Regions from separate parts of the Mus musculus genome. Here region 2 is linked to region 1. The links are chromatin loops, found by intact Hi-C in ENCODE. Cell type or tissue: left cerebral cortex. All regions are shown on one strand. Each heading gives the region's core, and the rest is flanking DNA. Links, peaks and the distances in the headings are about the cores only.

Evidence for each region. Peaks named below come from ENCODE experiments on the same cell type or tissue, not always from the same donor. Only the 100,000 strongest peaks of a DNase experiment are listed, where the experiment ranks them.
Region 2: it touches region 1 in a loop (2.2-fold over the local background); 4 of 42 quality-filtered maps call a loop at or near these places.

What each region holds. Positions count from the first base shown.
Region 1 is chr14:24,289,760-24,298,524 of GRCm38, reverse strand. E330034G19Rik (RIKEN cDNA E330034G19 gene) reads right to left here and starts at 5,289. Exons shown (of 7, transcript NM_001379547.1): 1 at 5,218-5,289; 2 at 2,387-2,528; 3 at 1,579-1,762; 4 at 428-543. The coding sequence starts at 2,502. In left cerebral cortex, for the core only: no CTCF peak of the experiment used is centred there; no DNase peak of the experiment used is centred there.
Region 2 is chr14:24,353,517-24,362,281 of GRCm38, reverse strand. It overlaps the pseudogene Gm18276. Among named protein-coding and RNA genes, the nearest start is that of Gm41108, 32 kb to the left of the region's middle. In left cerebral cortex, for the core only: a CTCF peak has its summit at 3,790 (motif pointing right); DNase peaks (open chromatin) are centred at 3,023 and 3,810.

The DNA of each region.
Region 1 (8,765 bases), core at 370-8,369:
GGGCTATACAGAGAAACCCTGTCTTGAAAAACCAAAAAAAAAAAAAAAAAAAAAAAAAAAAAAAAAAAAAAAAAGGAAAAAGAAAAAAAAAGAGAGAGAAAGAAAAAAAATGAATACAGCCAAGCATGGAGGTGCCCATGTTGACATCCTATCAAACAGGAGGCAGAAGCAAGAATATCTCTGTGAGTACAAACACAGCCTAACAGAGAGCAGAGAAGGCGGTTACAACAATTCAGTCATATGGAGGATCAAACATATGGTTGGTTTACTAAACAGAAAGTCATCTTGACATCACAATTAATTGAGCTGTTTTTTTCCTGACAGTGCCTCTAAGATTTGCTGATGAGCAGGATCCCATAAAACACAGAGATCCAAGGTACAGTGGGCCCAGGAAGATCAACACTATCTTCCTAGCCTGAGCTCCTACCTCTTCCGGCGCACCTCAAAGTAATACTGCTGTTTTTCTGCTAAATTCTTCTCTTGGATGCCCAGCTTCTTCTGCTTGTGACTGTCCTGCAGCAATTCCTCCGTTCTTTCTGGATCCTGTTCATTAGAAGATGGTGTTCTTAGTGGAGGGTAGTTCACTAGCATGCAGAGATGTTCATACAATACCAACCACCTACACAGGATCCCAAGAGCTTGCAGGTAAACCAGACAAGCCAGAAGCTTCTACAATATGCTTCTGGGGATGTAAGAAATCATGGTTCAAGATAGGGATTTAAAAGGAAAGAAGCTATGGTCTCCTCTAGCCAATGCATACAGGCATGCTGCAACACACCGTCCCCTGGCTTAGTGCTAAACGACCTTAAGAGTTTGGATGAAGCACACCAGCTCTTTCTGGAGAGGGTCGAAACTCTGCCATGCATCTCTTGGATACAAACTGCTTTGGAAAGCATGCTCTGCTTTGCCAGATTATGTTGAGATCATTATAGAACACTTTGTTCTGAGCTCCCACATCTCCCAGTCCTTCAAATGACTTTCCACATCCCTGGTCCTGTAGCTACCTCCAGACTGTAAACCCAAGGAAGGGAGATGTCTGCAGCAACACACAGAGAAAGCAGGCTGACAAACTGCTCTTCAAACTCCTGTAGGTGTGAACCAAACAACTGGGTAACCAGAAGAAACATCACTGAGATGCAGAAAAAAAGGAGTCGGCCACATGCCACCCAAATGGATAACAACGAGAAGCAGTCATTTGACACTTGCACTATATTCTTCTCCCACCTGTGATGTCCCAAACCTCCTGCCATATAGATGAGTCACAGGACCCAGACCCCACTCAAAGCTATGGACCCCACCTATCATGAGGACATATGTGGGTGAAATATGGTATTTGCCTCTCTCCCTCACTGGACTGGTTTCAATTAAGCATGCTGCCTATAATCCAGTTTCTCAAGAGACTAACGTCCCAGAATAGACATAGACAGAGAAATGAGCAATGAGTACATGAGGTAGGTGGCTGGTTGAGAGTATGGATTAGAAAGGGGATGGGTGGAAGAACAGGTGGGTCAGTGAACAGACAGGAAGTCAATGGGAAATGGTGAACAACAGCAGCCTGACCCAGCTGCCTGTCCCTACCTGCTGCTGCTGGGTCTGGGGGTCACTGGTGTCCTCCAGTTGATTCTTATAGATCATTTTCAATTCCTCCAAGTTCTGCTGCAGTGTGGCACATCGCCCCCAAATTCTCCTATTTTCCTGCTTCAGCATATTCACCTTGTTCTTCAGCTGAGCCTGGGCCATCCTCAGCTGGCTGTGCAGGTTGCTGGAAAGAGACTCTGCATAGTAAGCACCTGCACCCTCCTCTGGCCATTGCTACTTCCAGATCCCATCAACCTCCCCAGATTCCAGGTTCCCATGAAGACTACAAAAGGGTCCAAGTACATCCATGACAACTCGGAACATTCAAAATAGAGAACAGCCAATTCAGAAAAGAATAAATGAATTCTGAAGTCCACAATACCAATAGGGAACCATGTCCCTTGAAGAGAAAGAGCCACTTGTAAACTGTCCAAAGAAATATGAAAACATCAAAATGCAGTGGGCACTTAACCTCAAGGGAGAACCAAAGAGGTATTCGAAATTCCTGTTCCATGAAAATTAGCTCTGTAAAAACCCAGCCTGAGCCCCCAGAAGACTAGGTTTTACTGCCACCATCTCACAGTGTGAATCACTTTTCTGTCTAAAGGCTCCTGAGCCTGGCAAGACAATGCTGGGAGGGATGACAATCTCTTTTACATTTAGAGACACCGAATACAAAAGGCCCAAGCCATGCTGATAGCTAAGAGGCAAAGGGGATAGAACCAGAGCTGGGAACTCTTCAATCCATGAACAAAGACAGACAGAAATGGCCATTCCACCCCATCAGGGGTGCCTGACAGGCACTTACCGATAGAAGCCAATCTCCTCCTCAAGCATCTTCAAGTTCTTGGAGGCCTCAGTGGTTTTCCTGTTCAGGTCTGCAGCTGTGACATGGTGTCTTATGTTGCAAATGCAATTTCTCATAAAATGTAGTTGGCCTGTGGTAGGAGCTGGCCCCCAGGGGGATAGAATGTCATGAACTCAGACCTGTAGAATCACTCAAGCTGTGCCCAGGACTGCCCCAAACCAGGGGATGCCACATTCTATGCCTATTTAGTGGGACATCTAGGTGCTCTGTAACCTTGTTATCCTCACCCCTGGCCATCAGAGCCTAGGTGTCCAGGTGGAGGCTGCTCTGGCTGCATAAACTCACTCAGCAGGCCTGAAGTGTCAGTATCACATTATAACCTCAGGAGCCTATGACATAGGTCTTGACCCACCAGAAATTTGTGATTTCATTTCTCCTGTTTTCAAAACAGTTTTCAGTTCCTGGGTAACTATTATTGAAGAGGTAGACATTGCACATAATTCTGGGTTGAGACCCCAGCATCAGGAGAGCTTTACAAACTCCTGGAGGTATTCAAATGTGCAGTAAATGTGACCACATAGACCAAGAGCTGTTTTGTTTAAAGTGGAGCTCCCAGACCTAAGCACTGTCATCGCCATGAAACTGTGAGACAGACACATCCTCAGGCCAAGAGGCAGATTTCTGCACTCCAAAGTCTAGAGACACGCAAACATGCAAACATGTAGATGGGCTTGTGGGACATATGCATGAACATACACACAGCAGAGAAAAGGAGACAGAGTCAGAAACAAAGACATTAGAGAGACAGAGACAAGAAAGAGAGCAAAATGGGATGCTGAAGAAATGATGGAGCAGTATCATCTCAGAGTAGAAGGCACAAGGATCAGTAGGAACAGTGATGAGTCCAGGCCTTGTAGTCAGGCATGCACAGGGAAAAAGATGAACCAGGTCCTTCCAGGTGCTACCAGGAGCTTTCAACTCTCAATCTCCTGCCAGGCAACTAGAAGACTCAACACAAACTCACAACAGCTAGACTTTCACACAACCTACCACATGCCAAGGCCTTTCTGAACACATGCTAGGAACTCACTTCTCCACTGCCTCAATCTCTGATTTCTGTTACTCAGACTACAGGCCTTGGTTTTCATTAGAGGAAGCAGAAGAGCCCATTTCCCATCTCACTCCTACCCAAGGCTTCAAGAGTTCTGCTTCTCCTCTGGGAAGCATTTAGGGACATGAGGTGTCATGTCACCGAGCACAGGGATATCTTGGAGGGGCAGTCTCTTCAAACCAAGATTATAAGAGAATGAGGGTGACATTGAAGACCCAAGACTAACACCGTGCAGTTTGAAATGAATGAATACCAGAATGAAACAAGGACCCTTCAGTACTGAGGATCAGGAGATCTCGCTGCTCATTTCTCTCACTCATCATCATAAGCTGAAGCTGTGTGGTCAGCCTCTTTGTTCCCTTCTTCACCTGCTTGGAGAGGATGGGTGTAGGAGCTGGTGGCTGTCTGCCAGCCTCTATAGGTAGAAGACTACACGTGAATTTGCATAGTGATAAAGCATAGAGGATGGACAGACCACACTGAGGCCCAAACAGAAAGAGAGCATGCCTGCAACCCAGTGATACCCCAAAGATTTTGACCCAGGCTTGAGATGCCTCCTGTGTGGATCTCAGCTCTCCCATCACTCAGTTGAGAGGGGAATTATCAAAGCATCCAGGTGTTTCCTCTGCCTCCCTACACATGCTCATGATCACCACACAGATGGCCTCTCCATGCTTATTAACAAAAGCACATGGGGCAGTTTGGCTTCAGAGGCCTCAAGTCTGTGATTTCAGAAGCCAGGAGAAAAAGAGTACATTCCACATGCACTCAGATGCTGAGGAGATGCTCAGCTCTCCTGTGATGTCACCCTAGGTCCATGACTGTGGATTACAAAGTCAAGCAGGGGCAGAACATGGTCAGCAGACTGAGCAGTTCACCCACTGGAAGATCGAAACACCCCTGAGCTGGCACTAGGATCTACTCTCTGTCTGGATCCACTGCCTCTGACAGTTGTTTGCCTATACAAGAGAAATGCCTGCCACCCACAAGAGCTGACTCGGAAACCTAAGAAGACACTCTCAATGAGAGCTTGACAGACACGTCTGATAACGTAAGGTCACATAGCCAGAACCACATTCCTCTCCCTGCTGCAATGGTCAGGAAGCCACTGCACATAAGTGAAGCCATTGGAGTAAAGTTCAGTGATGTTAGGCCTCAAACTGGGAAACAGTCAGTACCTGACCCTGGTGGTCTCCTTTTGTTACCAGATTATACACCAATCCCTGCTCTGCGCTCACAGTAGAACACATTTGGTCTTGCCAGATCCCAGCTTTGTGCTGGACAAACTAATGCTTTGAAACCCTTGGATTTCAGGAGTTACAATAAGCTACAGAAAGCCATTTGCCTCCTGGAGGCTCCAATTCCAGTGCCCCATTACTGGAAGACCCAGCTCGAGCCCACTTCTTCCAGGAAGTTGGGCACTCCCTTCCCAGGACGCACCGGGTCTTCCCAGAACCACTTCTTCCTTGCTGGATTGCACTGAGATGGAGGTCCAGCTTCCTTCTACCTTACTCTGCTCCTCAGCATTGAAAACATGATTCGAGATGAACTCTGAAGTACTGATGGAATGCTCTAAGAGCAGTTGTTGTTGCCACAACACTGGTGACATCACAGGGGATGCCAGGAGCTCTCCAGGATACAATAGAATGTCCAGAGAATGGACTGCTGGTGTCATGGGGAACAGCCTTTGCCTCCCTGATAATGTTCTCCCTGTACTCACCAGAAACTGAAGCGTCCTTCCCAGAAGACTCTCCTGGATCTTAGCCAATGAGCAACTCCTCCTTTCAAAGCCAGAGATTTGCTCTAGGCTTGATTGGAAACACCTTAGCTCTTCCAAAGTGGGAAATTGAGTCTTTACTTTCCAAACCCTGCCCAGGAATATCTCATTCCGTTCTCAAAAACCCCTATTCAGCAATATGAGAAAGCAAACAGTGAGAAATCACACCAGGGTGAGTGTGGAGGATGAAGGTCACCTGTACCATCATCTACAGCTGCTTGGAAGCACATCCAGGAAGTACCAGCAGGGCTTGTTGCAATGTGAAACGTGAGTTAGGGGATACTGTCAGATAAACCATATGCTTAACTTTTAAAAATTGCTCCAAGATGCCTTAGCAAGTAAAGAATTCAGTCATCATGGCATTGGCATCAGTGTGGTGAACTGTTAGCAAAGGAAACTGAAATAGTGGTGCCACCAAGAGAAAAGCCCTTGGGCCCAGTGTGGTGCTTTCCCCCTCTGCACCAAAGATACCAAATCAAGACTGGTTACAGGCCTAGGTTAGCTCCTCTTTGTAATCCTAGCTCTTGTGAGTAGAAGCAGGTTCACCTAAGCTGAACGTAAACCTGCAAAGCCGGGTTGTGGACAGCTTGGAACACATGAGAATGTGTCTCAAAAAAACTAAACAAAAACCTGTCCTACCTCCAAGGCCTCACCCACCAATCCTTTTCTTCTGAGAGCAACTTACCATCCTCCCTACCACACTTACCCTCTAGAAAGATGGAGAGAGAGGAAGTGGAAGTGATCTTTCTAGCATAAGGACCTTGCTCTTGTCTTACCTTAACTTTACACTGAGAGCAAATGAAAGTTTCGCTCATCATCTGAATTTCTGAGTAATATCCACTGCTGCTAGCATAGTAATATGTTTATGACAAATTCTGCCTTCCCTAAGTGAATCTGTGTCAGCAGCCAATGTCACCTACTGAGGCCAACCCCACTGATCCCTTCAAGGGGCTAGACAGAAGTCATCAGGGACACGCTACTTCCTTGGCCAGAGATTACATCAAGATGACCAACTGTGAATCTGGGGTGCTAAATTTTTTATTACATTTATTTATTTATTCGCTTTAAAACCCAATGTCAGCCAACCCTTCCTTTCTTTCCTGTACCCCCTCATACAAGTCCTCCCCCCATTCCATTTAGAGTGGGAAGCCTCCTCTGGATTTTAACCGCTCATGCTCTCCACCCTACCCCCACATCCTCCATCTCCCTTCCCTGCACATCAGGTTACTGCTGCACTAAGCACATCCTTTCCCACTGAGGCCAGACAAGGCGGTCCATTTAGGGATGTGAGATCCATAGGCAGGCATGTAGGCAACAGGCTCAGGGACAGTCCCTGCTCCGGTGTTTTGTGAGGATCTGCATAAAGACCAAGCTGCTCATCTCCTCCATATGTGCAGAAGACTTGGGTCCAGCCCATGCTCACTCTGGTTGTTGATTCAGTCTCTAGGAGTTCCCAAGGGTCCAGGTTAGTTGACTTCCATCTAGTGTTCGGATGTGAGTCTCTGCATCTCTTTCCATTGACTGCTGGGTGGAGCCTCTCAGAGGACAGTTATGCTAGGTTCCTCTCTCCAATCATAACAGAGTATCTTTAGTAGTGTCAGGGATTGGTTCTTGCCCATAGAATGGGTCTCAATATGAGGCATTCATGGGTTGTCCACTCCTCAGTCTCTGCTCTATCTCTGTGTGCATATCTTGTAGGCAGGACACATTTTGGGTTGAAGGCTCGGTGCGTGGGACACTCTCCTTATCTTTCCACTGGGAGTGCTTCATGATTCCAGGAAGTGGCCACTGCAGCATCTAAGAATCTAAGCTAAGAATCTCAGCTAGAGTTGCTCCCTTAGACTATGATCTTGCCCCATCCCAGGTGTCTGGCACATCCTAGAGATTGCCTCCTGCACCCCAGCCAATCTCCCTTCACTCTCCTCTGTTCTCCCTACAAATGATCTTCCTGCCCTGCCCTGCCCTGCCCTGCTCCACTTCCAATACCCTTTCTGGTGGGCTACTTAACCACACATGATATCCCCACACCCACCCTTCAGACTTCAGTATAGGATGGAGTTCAGGTACCTCCATTCCTGATGAGTACTTTGATATACTACCCCATGGACAGATTTATTATCAGACTCAGTGTAGAAACACAACTGCTGCTCTCAGTAAGAGGTGACCAGTGACAGTAATTAGATGACAGTAATATATCTACATCAGTAAAAACATCCTGCATAACTGAGGAGTAGATAACCAGCACTGTGTCCTGGCCTACATGGGCCTAGACCTGGCTCACAGGCAGGTAGGTGTGGGCACAACTTGGGATTCTTGGCAGGGACAGAGTGAGGCAGAATGGCACTGAGCAGGCTGAGCCACAGTGCTGACACACCTCAGTTTAGGTAACAGACAGACTCTCAGTTCCTCATCCAAGGAGCTCCTGTTGAGACCATGGACCATGTTTGACCATGGTATGTCATACAGACATCTGTTCTAGTAACATAAAGTTGTTCCATTCAGCTGCACTTAGGGCAAGGAGCCAAGGTCAGGAATGCTGACCTCTTGCCATAACCTATGTGACAAGAGACATGTAGAATTTGTCTGTGCTGAAGACTTCCTGGTTGGTCTCAGGCCCCTAATGGCCATGTGCAACAGCTCCAAGAGCCCAGTTCTCATGTTCATTGGGATTCCTATGATGATGTATTATACATTTGTCTGGAAACAACCAGAACTGTGGACAGAGAGCTGTATTTAAGTAGAGAAGGGAACATCACTGTCTGGTGATTACAAATTTGGCATCTGAAACCCAGCTAAACCAAACCTCACATGGCTGGACTTGGCTCATCACTTTCCTTCCCATGTGTACAAGGGGGTGGACAAGGAGCCCTGTTTCTGAAAAAACAGTGTCTGCATCAGCCCAGCAGGTCAAAGGGGTCTGATTCAACTCTGCCAGTCCTCAGTAACAGAAGTCAAAACGCAGGAGATAGATTTAAGAAGCTACTCAGACATCAGGAACCCTGCACATGTTCAGGAGAAGGTGAGTTTGCCATCTGCCTTCCTTAGCTTAGTTCTTTAAAGAGAAGATAACAATGGAGCCGGAAGTGTAGGGCCTTGGGTACCAGTGCCCTGTTCAGACCACTCAGAAGGCTTCCACTGACTTCCAGCAGGTACAGGTCCAGAATGCATCTCCTGGCTTCACTTCATCTTTCTTTTTACTTTATTTTTTAATTGATTATTTTGCTTATTTATTTATATGTTTTGTTTTTATTTTTAGAAAGAGTTTGTCTGTATAGTCCTGGTTCCCTGGAACTCATTCTGTAGACCAAGCTGTCCTGAAACTCCCAGTGTCTCTGCCTCCAGAGTGCCTGGATTAAAGGCCTGTACCACAACATACAGTGAGAGCTAATGTTTGGCTAGAGTGTTCTAGGTCTTAGAACATCAGCAATTGCCAAGTGGGATGGGGGACACAGGATGTCATAGAGCTGTAATGGTATCAGAGATATATGATG
Region 2 (8,765 bases), core at 375-8,374, 64 kb before region 1:
CTAACCTGGACCCGTGGGGCTCTCAGAGACTGAACCACCAACCAAAGAACATTCCCCAGCTGGAAGTAGGCCTCCCTGCACATATGTAGGATGCCGGGGGTGGGGCTGGGGCAGCATAAATTGAAATAGAAGTACAATAGCGAATTTTTTTGATTTATTTATTATCTGTAACTACACTGTAGTTGTCTTCAGACACCCCAGAAGAGGTCATCAGATCTCATTACGGATGCTTGTGAGCCACCATGTGGTTGCTGGGACTTGAACTCAGGACCTTCAGAAGAGCAGTTAGTGCTCTTACCTGCTGAGCCATCTCTCCAGCCCACAACAGTGAATGTTTACATGCATATCCATTAGGAGTAATTATCTAGCTAAACATCCATCACCTGTCTCAGCTCCACAGGTTCACTGAAGGTTTAAAACCATAACTAAGTTATTAGTGAAGTTTTGTATGGATAAACCCAGTTGATATATTATTTCCTGTCCTAACACCTATAATAAATGGCTAGTTCCCTTTTAATGATCTTTGGTTAATTGTTTTACAACCTCTTGGAATGTGCTCTGAGTAGGAGAAAGTCTGGTTACCATCTAAGAGCAATTAACTGTTGACACTTGAGAGACTGGCAGAGTTCTCATTGCAGCTTTGATTATCAGAAAAGGACCTAATAGCAGTACCATTAATAAAAGAACTTAATAGTCACAGATATAATTTGAAGAATCCTTATAGGATCATCATTAAGACTTAAGTCATCTGTCTGCATAGCATCACTACAAGATCTTCGTGGATCTGCAGACATCTGCTCCAAAGGGGTGTGTTACTACTTAGTGATTGTTATATATGTTTAATAATAACAGGAAAAGCATATTAATAGCAGGAATCTTTCCTAAAATGAGTCCCTCACAGCCTTGCTTAATGAGGGCTCACCTGTTGCCAATTCTATAATAATCAGAAGCAGGCCATTTCAGGATGGTCACCTGCTAGTTATTAGCTTGTCCCATTAGGGCTCCTGACAGTAGGAGATGTTCAGCTTGACCTCCGTGTGGGTCCTGAATAACTGCTGCTAAGACTAGCGAAAAGCTGATGCCTATAACTTCTTGCTCAAGCAAGAAGTGTTGAAGAAACTATAGGTACCTGTTTTACTTTATTTGTCAAAGAGGAGTTTCTCTACCTTGGGTGGCCTCTCTAACACATGGTGGTTTTCCTTACCTTTTATTAGTGTCCTAACATCTTTATTGTGGTATTTTATAAATCCACTCCAACTCTTTTATCACTTTTCAGATTGTGTCAACTATTGAATTAGAAAATTTCATGTTCTCTTTGAATTCCATATAATTTAATAAAGACTGGAAACATGGTTGTCTTAGTTAGGGTTTTACTGCTGTGAACAGACACCATGACCAAGGCAAGTCTTATAAAAAACATTTAATTGGGGCTGGCTTACAGGTTCAGAGGTTCAGTCCATTATCTTCAAGGTGGGAGCATGGCAGTATCCAGGCAGGCATGGCGCAGGCAGAGCTGAGAGTTTTACATCTTCATCCAAAGGCTGCTAGTGGAAGACTGACTTCCAGGCAACTAGGGTGAGGATCTTATGCCCACACCCACAGTGACACACCTACTCCAACTAAGTCACACCTATTCCAAAAAGGCCACACATCCAAATGGTGCCACTCCCTGGTGCAAGAATATAGAAACCATCACAATGGTCAAATTGAGTCTTCTTATCCATGATTATGAAATATCTTTCTACTCATTTTGTTTTCTTATCTGACATTTTTAGTTGTCTTTATATAGGTTTAGTGTATACTTGGTGAGGTTTATACCCTAGTTTATTATTTTTCTTGCTAGACATTCTAATTATGACATTTTAATTTTTCATGTTAATCACTAGTCGAAAGGATGGACCATCTAGAGACTGCCATATCCGGGGATCCATCCCATAACCAGCCTCCAAACGCTGACACCATTGCATACACTAGCAAGATTTTGCTGAAAGGACCCAGATATAGCTGTCTCTTGTGAGACTATGCCGGGGCCTAGCAAACACAGAAGTGGATGCTCACAGTCAGCTATTGGATGGATCACAGGGTCCCCAATGGAGGAGCTAGAGAAAGTACCCAAGAAGCTAAAGGGAATTGCAACCCTATAGGTGGAACAACAATATGAACTAACGAGTATCCCCCGGAGCTCGTGTCTCTAGCTGCATATGTATCAGAAGATGGCCTAGTCGGCCATCAGTGGAAAGAGAGGCCCATTGGTCGTGCAAACTTTATACGCCTCAGTAAAAGTTTGGGAGTGGGTGGGTAGGGAAGTCGGGGGGGGGGGTATGGGGGACTTTTGGGATAGCACTGGAAATGTAAATGAAGAAAATACTTAATAAAAAAAAGAAAAGAAACCAACTAACTTCTGCATGTTAATGTTAACTGTCTTTGATAAAATTGCTGTAATTGCTTAGTATAATACTTTATTAAAGTGAATTTTTTTGGACATTCCAAGGAGACAATGAGGTCTTATTCAAATTGATAGTTTTAAGCTTTCCTTATCAATTAGTACAACTTTACATTACGTTTTGACTTATTGCAATAAGTCTTGAGTTGTTACAGTGAGAGGTACTATTTTTCATTACTGATCTTCATGAAGAAGCTTCCAGATTCTAAAGATGATTTTAGTTGATTGCTGTAGAACTATCATATTGCTAAGTTCTCTGTATTCCCTCTTGACTGAAAGTGTCTATCAGAAATGTGTGTCACGCTTGTAAAAATATTCCTGTATCTACCCATAAAATTAGATAACTTTCTTGATTAACCTTCTGTTGTAATGGATTACATTGTTTTCTTTTTTAATTTCTTCTTTTTTTCCCCTCCATCTTCAAACTATTTATTGGCAGCAAACATCTCCATAGCTGTGACTCATGTGATGTTAAGTAGGGAGTGGTGTGGAAACCAGCAGAGGACGCCTTGCAAGGGTGCGAACACCCTGCAGGGAATGCTGTGTGAGCTCACAGGCCATCGCCAGCAACCAGAGCATAAATAATCCTGGTGGGCAGGTGTGGGCAAAGGGATATCATAAGACAGCCATCTTGGAGAGCCAGAGAGAATTCTGGACACAGGAACACAGAACCTCAGGGGCTATGGAGGCACACAGACAGTAAACTGTGGGCAACACAGGACATGCTAAGGTTACAAAGGGGGCTGAAATTCTGGGACTACCCAGGCTTTCTCCTCCACCACTTAGATCCTGGATTTGCAGGGGAAACACGCTGAGGCAGGACTAGGCAACAGGCCACTTTCCCTCAGGGTCAAAAGGGGAACCCGAGGACAGCATCTGTAGATCTAAGGCTGAACCGTGCCTTCCAGGTCCTTGTAGATATAGCTGCCCACAGCACCAGCGTTTGCTCCTTTGTGTCCAAAGAGTATTCCATAGCAAGGCTTGTGGCATTAGGGCTGGCCATCATGCTCAGCATGCCGTGCCGGTCCTTGCCCATAGAGGGCAACATCTCAAGGAAGTACACTCTCTTGTTGCATAGAGGAAACATGGTGAGCTCCCCAATGAACGTGGTGACACTAGAGGCTTTGCTGGGCCCCCTGGGGGGCCCCCTTCTCTTCTGCTTTTCAGTTCGAATCACAGGAACCTCGATGGGGCCAGTGTTCTGAGGGGCTTTCGTCTGAGGCTTCTAGTAGATATAGGAACCAGCGCCCTCCTCTTCCACCCCCTAATCCCCGTTATTCAAGCCTTTAGGTCCAAACAGTGTGACATAACAGGACTTGCGGCAGAAGGGTTTCCGAACATGCTCAGCATGGCCGCCAGGGGTCAGTGTCTTGTTACCGCGCTCACACTTGAGACAGATCTTGTAACAGTCCTTGCCCAGGGAGCTCACCTTCTCGGCGAAGTACACGCTCTTGTCACATTTGGGACACTTGGAGGCCATGGTCATTGCGCTCGGTCTGTCCACGCCCTCCACCCACGCTCCTCTTCTTAATTTCAAAGGAATCATGTACCTGGAAAAAGCCTCCCTGGTTATTATATATATTTGTTTATACATTTGTTGAATTGGATTTGCTGATTTTCAAATATTTGAATGCAGGAAAACGTAACACCTTCAGTTTTCTTGCTTTATCTGGGTCTAAATTTTGATTCAGTTGTGTTCACCATTTACTACTTGTTTACACAGATGTTTCAAATTATTTCCATAAGGATTTCATGCTCCTTCCCAAGTGTCTTATGTTTTGGACCAAAACTAAAGGCTTCTAAATTTCCTATTTAAATTAACAGAGATATGAGCATATTCATAATGTATTTATCAACCCACAATTATTATTATTTGCATTTTTAAAATTTCATAATGAAATCACCTTGAGCTACCATTTTAAAAAAGTCACACAGGGGCAGAACACAGGCAACAGGCTGATCAATTGCCCCATTGATCAACCGCCCCATTGAAAAACCAAACACCCCTGAGCTTGCAAGAGGGTCCAGTCTCTGTGGTGGTCCACTGCCTCTGGCCTTTGTCTTGGCTGCACTAGGCCAATGCCTGCCACCCAAAACAGCTGACTCAGAAAGCTAACAGGTCACTCGCTCTCAGCAGGAGCTGGTCAGAAAAGTCCGAGAACATAAGGTAAAAGAGCCAGAAGCAAATTTCTCTCCCTGTTACTATTGATAGCCACTGCACCTAAAAGAAGCTACTGGGATAAGGTACTATGATGTCTTGCCCTAACCTGGGAAACATTAGTCCCTCTCTGACTCCTGATGCTCTCCTTCTGTCCCCATGTTATATCCCAAACGTCCTCAAGAATAAAACCTAGGAGCTCACAGTACAACTATGTTGGCCTTGTCAGCAAGTGGCTTGGGAGATAGACTAATTTTCTGCAATCCTTGAATTTAAGGAATTATGATAAGCAGGGAAGCTCATGAGCTTCCCATAGACTCCATTTCCTGTGCCCCACTCCTGAAAAGCCCAGCTCTAGTCCACCTTCTCCAGAAAGCTCTTTACCTTGCTCCTACCCAGGACTCACTGTGTTTTCCCCAGGACCCCCTCCTCTTTGCCATTTTAAACTGAGATGAAAGTCTGGTTTCCGTCTGCCTCTCTCTGATCTCTCATGCTCCCATTCTCTCTCCTGACAAGACTCCTCAGCCTTGCAAACAGGACTAGAGATAAACTCTATGGGTACTGATTGAATGAACTAAGAGCAGTTGGTGTTGCTACAACACTGGTGACATCACAAAAGCTCTCATGGATACAATTCAGTGTTCAAAGGAGAGACTGCTGGTGCCATGGGAAACACGCTCTGCCTCTCTGCTAATGCTTCCTTGTACTGATTAGAAAGTGAGGTGCCCTTTACAAGCGATGCTCCTCTGTCATAGCCATTGATCACCTCCTCCTTCCAATGCCAGATTGATTACGGCTTTATTGGAAGCATAGCTCTTTCAAGACAAGGAACTTAGTTTTTACTTTCCTAATTCTGCCTAGAAATGTCTCAGTCCTCCCTCAAAATACCCCTATTCGTCAATATGAACAATTAAATAGCACTGAGAAGTCACATCGCCATGAGTGGAGAAAGAAAGATCACCTGTCTCATATGTACAGGCGCTTGAAAACGCATCCAGGAAGAACCTGCAGGTCTGACTTCAATGTGGGACGTGGATTAGTGGGTTCAGTCATTGAAGCCATGTGCTTAGCCTTTGAAAATTGCCTCAAGATGCCTTAGCAGACAGACAAGGCAGGCACCAGAATGCTGTTAACTGTGTGATGAACTGTTGTCAGAGGAAACTGAAATACTGGAGTCACCAAGAAAAACGTTCTTGGGGCTGTTGTGTTGTTGTCTCTGCACCAAAAGTACCAAAGCAAGATTGATTACAGTCCTCTGTGCATTACATAGTGAGATTGTGGCTGAATAATGATGATAATAATGATAATAATTAATAGGCTGAGAGGATAATAGCTTTAGACATAGCTCAGTTGACAGAATCACTGCCCAGCATGTAGGGAGCCGAGGGCTCAACAACTAGTGCAATCCTTGCCTCTCAGAAAATTAGAAATAGTTCTACCTAAAGACCCAGCAATCTGTCTTTTGAGCATATACTCAAAAGATGCTCCAGCATATCACACGAAAAAGTATTCCACTATGTTCATAGCACCTTTATTCATAATAGACAGAAACTGGAAACAACCCAGATACCCCTCAAACAAAGAATGGATACTGAAAACATGGTTGATTTATACAACAGAATACTATTCAGCTATTAAAAACAAGGACATCACTAATTTTTCAGGCAAATAAATGGAACTAGAGAATATCCTTTTGGCAAAATGGCCATTTTCAATATGTAAATCCAACTGATCCAAGAGCATAGAAGGTCTTTCTATCTTCTGATTTCTTCCTCAGTTTCTTCAGAGACAAAGTTCTTGTCATCCAGGTCTTTAACTTGGTTGGTTGGAGTAATAATTTTTATTAGATATTTTCTTTATATACATTTCAAATTTCAAATGCTATCCCAAAAGTTACCTATACCCTCCCCCCACCCTGCCCCCCTACCCACCCACTCCCACTTCTTGGCCCTGGCATTCCCCTGTACTGGGGCATATAAAGTTTGCAATACCAAGGGGCCTCTCTTCCCAATGATGGCTGATTAGGCCATCTTCTGCTACATATGCAGCTAGACACACGAGTTCTGGGGGTACTGGTTAGTTCATATTGTTGTTCCACCTATAGGGTTGCAGACCCCTTCAGCTGCTTGGGTGCTTTCTCTAGCTTCTCCATTGGGGGCCCTGTGTTCCATCTTCTAGATGACTGTGAGCATCCACTTCTGTATTTGCCAGGCACTGACATAGCCTCATACGAGACAGCTATACCAGGGTCCCTTCATCAAAATCTTGCTGGCATATGCAGTAGTGTCTGGGTTTGGTGGCTGATTATGGGATGGATTCCTGAGTGGGGTAGCATCTGGATAGTCACTCCTTTAGTTTTAGCTCCAAACTTTGTCTCTGTAACTCCTTTCATGGGTATTTTGTTCCCTATTCTAAGGAGGAACAAATTATCCACCCATTGGTCTTCCCTCTTCTTGATTTTCTTGTGTTTTGCAAATTGTATCTTGGGTGTTCTATGTTTCTGGGCTAATATCCACTTATCAGTGAGTGCATATCTAGTGACTTCTTTTGTTATTGGGTTACCTCACTAAGGATGATATCCTCCAGATACATCCATTTGTCCAAGAATTTCATAAATTCATTGTTTTTAATAGCTGAGCAGTACTCCATTGTGTAAATGTACCACATTTTCTGTATCCATTCTTCTATTGAGGATCATCTGGGATCTTTCCAGCTTCTGGCTATTATGAATAAGGGTGCTATGAATATAGTGGAGCATGTGTCCTTACTACCAGTTGGAACTTCTGGGTATATCACAGGAGAGGTATTGGGGCTATTATAAATAATGCTGCTATGAACATAGTGGAGCATGTGTTCTTATTACCAGTTGGAACTTCTTCTGGGTATATGCCCAGGAGAGGGATTGCTGGATCTTCAGGTAGTAGTATGTCCAGTTTTCTGAGGAACCTCCAGACTGACTTCCAGAGTGGTTGTACAAGCTTGCAATCCCACCAACAATGGAGGAGTGTTCCTCTTTCTCCACATCCTCACGAGCATCTGCTGTCACCTGAATTTTTTTATCTTAGCCATTCTGACTGGTGTGAGGTGGAATCTCAAGGTTGTTTTGATTTGCATTTTCCTGATGATTAAGGAAGTTGACATTTTTTCCAGGTGCTTCTCAGCCCTTCGGTATTCCTCAGTTGAGAATTTTTTTGTTCAGCTCTGTACCCCATATTTTAATGGGGTTATTTGAATTTCTGGAGTCCAGCTTCTTGAGCTCTTTGTATATATTGGATATTAGTCCCCTATCAGATTTAGGATTGGTAAACATTCTTTCCCAATCTGTTGGTGGCCTTTTTGTCTTATTGACAGTGTCTTTTGCCTTACAGAAGCTTTGCAATTTTATGAGGTCCCTTTTGTCAATTCTTGATCTTACAGCACAAGCCATTGCTGTTCTGTTTAGGAAATTTTTCCCCCTCTGCCCATATATTCTAGGCTTTTCCCCACTTTCTACTCTTTTAATTTCAGTGTCTCTGTTTTATGTGGAGGTCTTTGATCCACTTAGATTTGAGCTTTGTACAAGGAGATAAGAATGGATCAATTCACATTCTTCTACATGATAACCGCCAGTTTTGCCAGCACCATTTGTTGAAAATGCTGTGTTTTTTCCACTGGATGGTTTTAGCTCCCTTGTCAAAGATCAAGTGACCATAGGTGTGTGGGTTCATTTCTGGGTCTTCAATTCTATTCCATTGATCTACCTGTCACTGTACCAGAACCATGCAGTTTTTATCACGATTGCTCTGTAGTTCAGCTTAATGTCAGGCATGGTGATTCCACCAGAGGTTCTTTTATTGTTGAGAATAGTTTTTGCTATCCTAGGTTTTTTATTATTCCAGGTGGATATGCAAATTGCCCTTTCTATCTCAGTGAAGAATTGAGTTGGAATTTTGATGGGGATTGCATTGAATCTGTAGATTGCTTTTGGCAGGATAGCCATTTTGACTATATTAATCCTGCCAATCCATGAGCATGGGAGATCTTTCCATCTTCTGAGATCTTCCTCAATTTCTTTCTTCAGAGACTTGAAGTTCTTATCATACAGATCTTTCACTTCCTTAGAGTCACACCAAGGCATTTTATATTATTTGTGACTAATTTCTTTCTCAGTCTGTTTATCCTTTT